Regions from separate parts of the Homo sapiens genome. Here region 1 is linked to region 2. A link is an interaction called in ENCODE POLR2A ChIA-PET data of the cell type or tissue named here. Cell type or tissue: PC-9. All regions are shown on one strand. Each heading gives the region's core, and the rest is flanking DNA. Links, peaks and the distances in the headings are about the cores only.

The links. Peaks named below come from ENCODE experiments on the same cell type or tissue, not always from the same donor. Only the 100,000 strongest peaks of a DNase experiment are listed, where the experiment ranks them.
Region 1: POLR2A ChIA-PET joins it to region 2 with 7 read pairs; 2 of 35 experiments call an interaction of 5 or more read pairs at or near these places.

What each region holds. Positions count from the first base shown.
Region 1 is chr21:32,452,646-32,457,361 of GRCh38, forward strand. It overlaps EVA1C (eva-1 homolog C), which reads left to right. Exons shown (of 8, transcript NM_058187.5): 2 at 667-863. It also overlaps the pseudogene LOC101928078. Among named protein-coding and RNA genes, the nearest start is that of EVA1C, 42 kb to the left of the region's middle. In PC-9, for the core only: no CTCF peak of the experiment used is centred there; a DNase peak (open chromatin) is centred at 3,086.
Region 2 is chr21:32,570,289-32,574,948 of GRCh38, forward strand. It overlaps CFAP298-TCP10L (CFAP298-TCP10L readthrough), which reads right to left. Exons shown (of 12, transcript NR_146639.2): 8 at 4,288-4,660; 9 at 3,808-3,836; 10 at 2,996-3,080. TCP10L (t-complex 10 like) reads right to left here. Exons shown (of 5, transcript NM_144659.7): 5 at 3,433-4,660. Among named protein-coding and RNA genes, the nearest start is that of TCP10L, 13 kb to the right of the region's middle. In PC-9, for the core only: no CTCF peak of the experiment used is centred there; a DNase peak (open chromatin) is centred at 2,473; H3K4me3 peaks cover 743 bases.

The DNA.
Region 1 (4,716 bases), core at 717-4,716, 120 kb before region 2:
ATTTCGCATGGACTTGGAGAAGGAGTGCAAGGTTTTATTGAGTGGAGGAGGTGGCTCTCGGATGGGGAGCCAGAAGGGGGATGGAGTGGGAAGGTGGTCTTCCCCTAGAGTTGGGCTGCCCAGCAGCCAGACTCTCCTCCGACCGCCCCCGACTGATTTCCACATCGCCCCGCTGTCGAAAGCCCGCCAGCATCTGCTGGTGTCTGTCAGTGTGCTCTTCTGCTTCTCTGCTCCTCTCGACGTCCAGCCACTTGTGTGTGTGCCCACTAGGGTCTTGGGTTTTTTATGGGCACAGGATGGGGGTCATGGCAGGCCAGAGTAGTCTTGGAAAATGCAACATTTGGACATGAAAACAGGAGTGCCTGTTCTCACTAAGGTCCATGGGCACAAGCCCATGGGTGGAGCCCTCGCCAGGGACCCCACCCTTCTCTACCCAGCACTCCCCTGCCCCCCTTCCATGTCAACATGAAAGCTGACATTGGCTCCTGTGCCCCACCTCTGGGCCTGGTTTGGTGACCTCTGCACCAGAGCTGCTAGGGAGGCCCCATCCCACATGTTGTTGATTGAACAGCCCTTCCCCAGGGGAACCAACGTCCTCCTGTCCCCAAACCCATGGAGGAGTGGTGGGTTCCTGGGCCTCTAGTAACTCGACTGAATATTTTCCAGGTTACCTAACCAAACTCCTGCAAAACCACACCACCTATGCCTGTGATGGGGACTATTTGAATCTACAGTGCCCTCGGCATTCTACGATAAGTGTCCAATCGGCATTTTATGGGCAAGATTACCAAATGTGTAGTTCCCAGAAGCCTGCCTCCCAGAGGGAAGACAGCTTAACCTGTGTGGCAGCCACCACCTTCCAGGTATTGCCTTTTGTAGACATGTTAAGATGATACAGTTTCAACACACACTCTTTCTCTCTCTCTGGGTATAAATATATTTGTGATTATATAGTTCAATCCAAGCAAAACTGATCCATGAAAAATCCCAATTTATACAGATCACCAGTTTTGTAGGTGAGCTATTATTTGCTTCTCAAAGGATTTGTTGCCCAACAAAACTAAATAGAATTCCTACCTATTGTAGAGCCCCCTTTGTACACTTCAATATGAATTTATTTGTAGGTTTACTCCTTACTTTAGTATAGCAAAGTACAACCAGGATGGATTCCAACCTCCAGGCCCACATCTCCCATAAATACTCCTGTAGAAAGGGAAGGTAGGTTCTTTAATGGAAACCACAAGTATCTCTTTGAGGCAGACATCTGAAGTCATGACCAACTTTTTAGAAAATGTACTCAAAGGGCTGGGCGCGGTGGCTCATGCCTGTAATCCCAGCACTTTGGGAGGCCGAGGTGGGTGGATCATGAGGTCAGGAGTTCAAGACCAGCCTGGCCAATATGGTGAAACCCCATCTCTACTAATAATACAAAAATTAGCCGGGCATGGTGGCACGCACCTGTAGTCCCAGCTACTTGGGAGGCTGAGGCAGAAGAATCGCTTGAACCCAGGAGGCGGAGGTTGCAGTAAGCTGAGATCATGCCACTGCACTCTAGCCTGGGCAACAGAGCGAGACTCCATCTCAAAAAAAAGAAAATGTATTCAAGGAAGGAAATATCAGTAATATCAGTAACTGCCTTGTGCTTTTTAATGATTTGCTTCTTCAGTTGTAGATAATCATGTCATTCTTGCTTGGAGCTATTTTAGGCAGCCTTTACTGACTCCTTCCTTCTACTACATAGTACCAGGAATTGGGAGAGGTGTGGTTTAAGTCATTCTTTTTGTGGTTGGCATATTTAGGGAAAGATTTGGTATAGGAGAAGGTCAAACTAATATTTCAATGATGGTTTTAGACTGTGCATGGCTTTCAATCATCTGAGCAACTTCTACTTCACCATCCCTGGCCCCTAACATATATAACTAGTTGACCAGGATTACTGAGTCACTTGGCCTTGGATTTTTTTTTTTATGCCTCCCAAGTTCCATATGAATACATTTAAAGCAGGGAGTTTAGAGCAGGTGGAAAGTTGGAAGTCTGTTTGATTTTGTCGACCGTAGGAAATATGGATAAAGATACATTTGCTAGAACTAAGGAGAAATAAGAGTAGCTTTAATGCTGTGTAGCTCTCCCTAAGGCCCAAACAGGAGACGCAAACTAATGTGATGATGTAAGAATTTTTCTATTTCTCACACCATCCCTTGCTTCCACTCCAAGCATGGTAGTATCTGGGTATTTAGGTGATTGGTGAAACACACCAATTGAGTAGCCAAAATGAATGTGTCTGAATGACTCCCCATGACATGGTTTCTATACCTTGAGGAGAGACAACATGTTTCTTCAGGAGACAAGAAGTTGCTTTCCCTGTGTGCTCCACTGTCTTAGTCCTTTTTGTGCTGCTATAACAGTGTACCTGAGCCTGGGTAATTCATAAGGACCTGAGATTGATTTCTCACTGTTCTGAAGGTCAGGAAGTCCAAGAGCAAGGCGCCATAGGTTTGGTGTCTCTACTTCCAGGATGGCTCCTTGAACACTACATCCTCTAGGGGGTTGGAGAACGCTGGTACTCATGTGGCAGAAGAATGGAAGGGGCAAGAGAAGGAGAGAGGGCCAACTTGCCTTTTATAACAAGCCTAGTGCCACTCTAACAACCTACTCCTGAAAAAAAACAAAAAACAAACAAACAAACAAAAACAGTATTAATCCATTCATAAGGGTGAAGACCTGATGGTCTAATCACCTCTTAAAGACTCCACCTGTTAACACTGTTACTGTTAAAGCAGCAATTACATTTCAATGTGAGTTTTGGGGGGGATAAACATTCCAGCCATAGCACCCACCCTACCCCTAACTCTCTCTGTTGGGCGCCACCCCAGGAGCTACATCCCTCTTGACCCACCCCCATTTCTCAGCCACCTGCCCTGGCCATCCATCCTTGGATCCCAGGCTACCTGCTGCCCTCCTGGGTGCATGAAAGGAATGTTGGCCAGTACCAACATTTTTTTAAAGTGGCTACTTTGTAAAAGTAGGAACTCTTGGCATACACTAGAGCATGGGCACCACCTGCACCATTCCACGGGTACCTGCCTCTGCCAGATACCCCTGAGGGAAGAGGATGTTCTATAACCAGGCCGACAGGTTAGCATTTGTGAACACAGTTCTGACGTTGTTGGGAGGGTTTGTTTGCCAGAAACATCCCCATGCGCTACTCTTTCAACCAGAGGTCAAGAAGTCCTTTACTTTTGTGTCTTTTTTGTTTGTTTGTTTGAGACGGAGTTTCACTCTTGTTGCCCAGGCTGGAGTGCAATGGCGCAATCTCGGCTTACCACAACCTCTGCCTCCCAGGTTCAAGCAATTCTCCTGCCTCAGCCTCCCGAGTAGCTGGGATCACAGGTGCCCACCACCACGCCTGCTAATTTTTGTACTTTTAGTAGAGACAGGGTTTCACTGTGTTAGTCAGGCTGGTCTTGAACTCCTGACCTCAGGTGATCTGCCCGCTTCGGCCCCCCAAAATGCTGGGATTACAGGTGTGAGCCACCGCGCCCAGCCTTCTTTTGTGTCTTTTAAGCTGCACTCGGAGCACAGGCAAGGTGCTTCCTCAGAGGGAGGTTGCTTAACATGGGGAGACATCCACACAGGAGACCACAGCTGATCCATCCCTTGACTGTCAGCAGCAAGTCCCCCTCTCTGCATTTTCCAGCTCATGACATAGTTTGGAAATAGCCCTGCCCTGGGGTCTGCTCTGTGGTTGTAACAGTGGAGCCCTCCGGTGACATCTGTGGGCCAAGTCATTTCACCATGACCTTTGGCCATGCCACATGCAGTCATCTGAAAGCTGCACCTTCTGGGGTCTGAGGGGTTTCTTGGGTATTTTTTCCTGATTGAGACACATCTGCTGGGCCCCTGAGAGAATGGGGGATACCTGGCGGGGCCAGCATTCTTCACGGAGCTATTCCACGAGCTACTATGAGAACATGGTGACTCAGAGAGGCTCACGTGTCTGCACTAAATTCAGACCTAAAGTAATAAGCAGATTCTTGGGAACTTTTTTTTTAACTGTACTTGATGTCCTTTTTGTTTTTGTTTTAACCAGACCCAAGTTCAGGACCTCTGTGTTTATCACAAGCAGGACTTGTTCCATTTGGGAACGAGGACCTAGAGAACAGCAGCAAAAAGCTGAGCCTTCCCAGGACCTGGAGGAGGGTGTTCTGTGAGCTTCCACAGAGCAGATGCCTTAAAAACGAAGGAGCTGTCTGGAAAAAATCAGGAGAGAGAGAGAGATTGAGATTTGCAGGAAAGCCTTTACTGCCAATGCTCAACAGAAAGTCTGAGTGTTCCACTAAGAAAACTGCTCCCCGAGGGAGAAGTGGGTCCCATCCTCTTGAGTTTGATGAGGGTGGGAATCAGCTTTGTAATTTTTATTTTTTGGCCTGTGGATGGTTCGTAAGCTGGAAAGGGTTTGGGTCCCCAAGAGCTCCCCGATGCACAGCTCTCCTGTGTCCTGTGTGGGGCTATTTAAGGATGAAAGGCCAGGACTGTGAATCCTGATGGTCACAGCTCTCTCAGCTTAAAGCTAGGGGACCCCGCTCGAAGGGGACCCTGAAGTACCCTGCACCCCAATATCTGAAAGTCCTCTGACCTCGCTTGCACCCCCTGGAGCCTCGGCACTCAGTGCCTTTGCTGAAAGTAGCAGCCGCCGCACCAGTAGTGGTGGATCAG
Region 2 (4,660 bases), core at 10-4,009:
TTTTGGGGAACCAACGACCGCACCCACGTAAGACAGAAAACGTAATAAATGTCACGTGTGTTCCGAGTGCTCCAATGACCAGCTGCCCCCCATCTCTCTCCCTCCCCTCAGGCCTCCCTGTTCCCTGAAACGCAATTGTGGGATTACACCATTAATAACCTACAACGGCCTCTAAGTGTTCAAGTAAAAGGAAGAGACACACATCTCTCACTTTAAATCGAAAGCTAGAGATGATTAAGCTTAGTAGGGAAAGCCTGTTCCAAGTTGAGATAGGCTGAAAGCAAGGCCTTTTGCACCCAGGAGTTAGCCCAGTTGTGAATGCAAAGAAAAACCTCTTAAAGGAAATTAAAAGTGCTGCTCTAGTGAACACATGAATGACAAGAAAGCGAAACAGCCTTATTACAGTGGTCTAGATAGATCAAACCAACCACAGCGTTCCCTCAGGCCAAAGCCTACTCCAGAGCAAGGAACTCTCCTCAGTTCCACAAAGGCTGAGAGGAGTGAGAAAGCTACAGAAGAAAAGTTTGAAAGTAGCAGAGATTGGTTCATGAGGTCTAAGGAAATAAACCATGTCCACAACATAAAAGTGCTTCCCTCCAATAAAATGTCATGAAATAAGAACTTTTTACAAATGTGCTCATTGCTGATTCCCTAGCCCTAAAACAATGCCTGCCACATGGTGACCATTGAATAGCTACGGGATGACGGGTCAGAAGGGGCATCAGGATGAATGATCACTCATGAACAAGGCAAAACAAAGGACATTTTCAGATGAGCCAAAATTGAAAGAGTTGATTGCCCCCATCTCTTCATGCTCGTCAACTAGAAGGAAACTGTGCCCAAGAAACGGGAAAGAAGCGCCCCAAATTCTGCATAAATTTAAAAAGTTTAAAGTAAACACTGGCTATGTAAACACCACAGTGATAATCATAACTAATACTGAGGGTAAAGACAACTTAGAGTAAAAATCCTGGCAGAAGCCAACACAATGACATGAGAGATTGGGGAGGAGAATCAGAACTAGAAGACTCTTGAGTTGGTTGTAGAGGACGGTAAGGATACTGATACATTTTCAGTTTATGAAATAAAACCTCAGGTTAAAAGGAAAGTTATTTTCAGATTATATAATTTTCTTAATGTCTGTTTCTTATAAGATCATATTTAAAGATAAAGATTTAGAAATAGCAAAAGAGAAAGAATAGAAACAGGCACATATTAACTAACTAAAAGAAAGCTGCTATACCTATTAGATTTAATAGACTTAAAGCAGAAAGCATTAAAGGTATAAAAATAGGTGTCACTGGTTAAGGATTTTTAAAAAGAAACCAATTTATAAGAAAGAGAAAAATTACAAATAAATATTAGTAAATTCATAACCGAACTAGGATTTATTTATTTATTTTTTTTTGAGATGGAGTCTTGCTCTGTCACCCAGGCTGGAGTGCAGTGGCGCCATCTCAGATCACTGCAACCTCCGCCTCCTGGGTTCAAGTGATTGTCCAACCTCAGCCTCCTGAGTAGCTGGGATCATAGGCGCACTCCACCGCATCCGGCTAACTTTTGTATTTTTAGTAGAGATAGAGTTTCACCATGTTGGCCAGGCTGATCTCGAACTCCTGACGTCAGGTGATCTGCCCACCTTGGCCTCCCAAAGTGCTGGGATTATAGGAATGAGCCACTGCGCCCGGCCCAAACTGGGATATTTTTAACACAGTTCTCTCATTACCTAATGCAGTGGTCCCCAACCTTTTTGGCACTAGGGACCAGTTTCATGGAAGACAATTTTTCCACGGACTGGCATGGGTGTGGGTTGTGGGGGGGTTGGCTGATTACGTTCACTAAATTTACTGTGCACTTCATTATTATATTGTAATGAAATAATTATAAATTATACAATTCACCGCAATGTAGAACAAATAGGAGCCCTGAGGGTTTTTTTTGTTTTGTTTTGTTTTGTTGTTGTTGTTGTTTTGTTTTTGTTTTTAGAAAGCCTCACACTGTAACCCGGGCTGGAGTGCAATGGCATGATCTTGGCTCACTGCAACCTCCACCTCCCAGGTTCAAACGATTCTCCTGCCTCAGCCTCCTGAGTAGCTAAGATTACAGGTGCCATCCACCACGCCCAACTAATTTTTTGTATTTTTTTTTTTTTAGAAGAGATAGGGTTTCCCTATGTTTACCAGGTTGGTCTCGAACTCCTCACCTTGTGATCTGCCCACCTTGGCCTCCCAAAGTGCTGGGATTACAGGCGTGAGCCACTGCACTCGACCGCCCTGAGCTTTTTTTCCTGCAACTAGAGGGTCTGATCTAGGGGTGAAGAGAGACAGTGAGAGATCATCAGGCATTAGATTCTCATGAGGAGCGCACAGCCTAGATCCCTCGCATGCGCAGTTCACAGTAGGGTTCGCACTCCTATGAGAATCAAATGCTGCCACTGGTCTGAAGGAGGCGGAGCTCAGGCCTAACGGAGCGATGGGGTGTGGCTGTAAATACAGACAAAGCTCCCCTGTCTTGCCCGCCGCTCACTTCCTGCTGTGCAGCCCAGTTCCCAAGAGACCCAGGGGTTACCTAGAGGATGGCGTTTTAGAGTCCAGGTGAGACCGGGAAAGAATGTGGTGGCTTTTAAGACAATGAGCTGACTGCACTGTGCGAGTAAGTAACACCCATTTATCTCCGTTGCTGCTCGAGCCATGTAGCCAGGCCCACCCAGAAAAGCTGAAACACAAGCCCCAGACTGAGGTCTGACGGCGTTTACGGAGGCATCCAGACCTGGGTGCGCTTACACACCGGCACGGAAGCCACAGGCTCACAGTTCTTGGATAAGAACCAGGAAAACATGCATTAAGCAGGGTAAGCCCCAAATTATCTGGACAGCTGCTGCTGTGGGGAACTTGCCTCCAGGGCTCAAGTATCTGCTAACCTGCAAGTCCCCACACCTCTGCACATTCGCATGCAAAGGCACCTACCCACACGGGTTCCTGGTGACGTCACTCACCTGTCTGCTTGTTAAGAAACTGCACAACTTCCAAACCATCAGGGTAGGTCGTGTGTGTCGTCTGAGCATTTGCATAATAGTAAACCTGTAAGCACCAGAAACACCTATGTTGGGAGGCAGTTTGTGTTATCATTTTGAACCTGGATTTAATCTAGTAAAGTCCTTCCTACAGGGGGGTAAAAGCACCGTCCCAGCAGGTGGGAGTGGGCTGACCTTGTCCATGGGCATCCTCCACAGCAAGGAGGCGTGGGGAGAGGGCTTGTCACCCAAGCCCAGAAGTCAAGACACTGTGGCTCTAGGCTAGTGGGAGAGAGGACTGGACTGAGGTGGAATTCCCAGTCCTTCACCTGGGAGAAATGCACCTTGCGCTGGCATTTTGCAGCCTCTGCCTCTAAGTCGGTGGGCACGGCTGAGCCCCGGACAGTCAGCACCAGGAATTTGGACCATGTTTTGTGTTTTATTAAAGTGGTTATCTCCCACTTATATGTTTGCTCTGGGGTCAGGGTGGCCACAGTGACAACCGCCACATTCAACACCTGATACAAATAACACACAGAGACATACAAATAACATACAAATAACACCTGCCATGACTGTGGCACTGTTTCTAAATGCAGATCATTAGCCCTGAGGCTTCCAGGCAAACCCATTAGCTGGATCCCCAAACAAAATAAAATCCCAAGAAAAATGTTCCCACTCGTCCCCCCACTGAAGATGTTGAAAAGGGCAGAACAGAATGTGGGTTTTTCTCGGGAGAACAGAAAACAAGCGGGACCTGTGTTCCCAGACTTCCCCGCCAGGTGCCTACTTACATCACACGTAAGTTCACAGCCCAAATTTCCTGCCGTAGAGAAAATAATTTCATTTTATTGACATTTTTTGTAAAATATAGCATGTTACAAGTGGACCACTAGCTAGGGCTTAGAAATATGTTTGCTATTCGTGCCTTCGAGTCTATTAATGTCAATTGAGAACTGTAAATCAAAATGATAAAAAATGAAACTTTGACTTGGGAAACTCTTAAGCCATGAAAAATATTAATCCTGTTTGACTATGTGCTAAATGCAACCAACTTAAATCTATAAAAGAAAGTCTCTGTTTGAAAGGCTGAACCTCAGGAAATAAAGAGACATTTGGAATCATCTTAATTTTCTGTTCTTGTCAAGAAGATGCAACCATCTCTTGACACCCACTCCGAATCTCACTTCCCCAGGATGAAAAGGTGAGCTTCTCAGGTCTCCCTCAGGGGAACCTGGCGGGCCACCCTTGCAGAAGCCACTCAGCCCACCTACCTGCAGCTCTGCAATGTTTGGGGAAGAAGCAGTGAACTCATCAGGTTGAACGTGGCTGAGAAATCCACCTTCAGAACTCTCTAAGACTGAGGAGCTTCCGTCTAAAAAGCAAATAAGTTAAATTTAAAAGGATAGTGTATATACATTGTGGAAATATCAGTATCCTAATGCGATTGCTAAATTCAATTTAAGCAAACGTGTGAACACATTCTTTCTTGTTCATGAGATTACTATACACATGTCAGGTCAGTTCAACAACAAATGATCCTGTAAGGAACATTAATTCTTTAATGAATACACTCAGTCGGTATTTCTCTTTCGAGTATTCTGATGGATCAGGAGATTCACGGATGGAAAGGCACTGTCTTGGCCC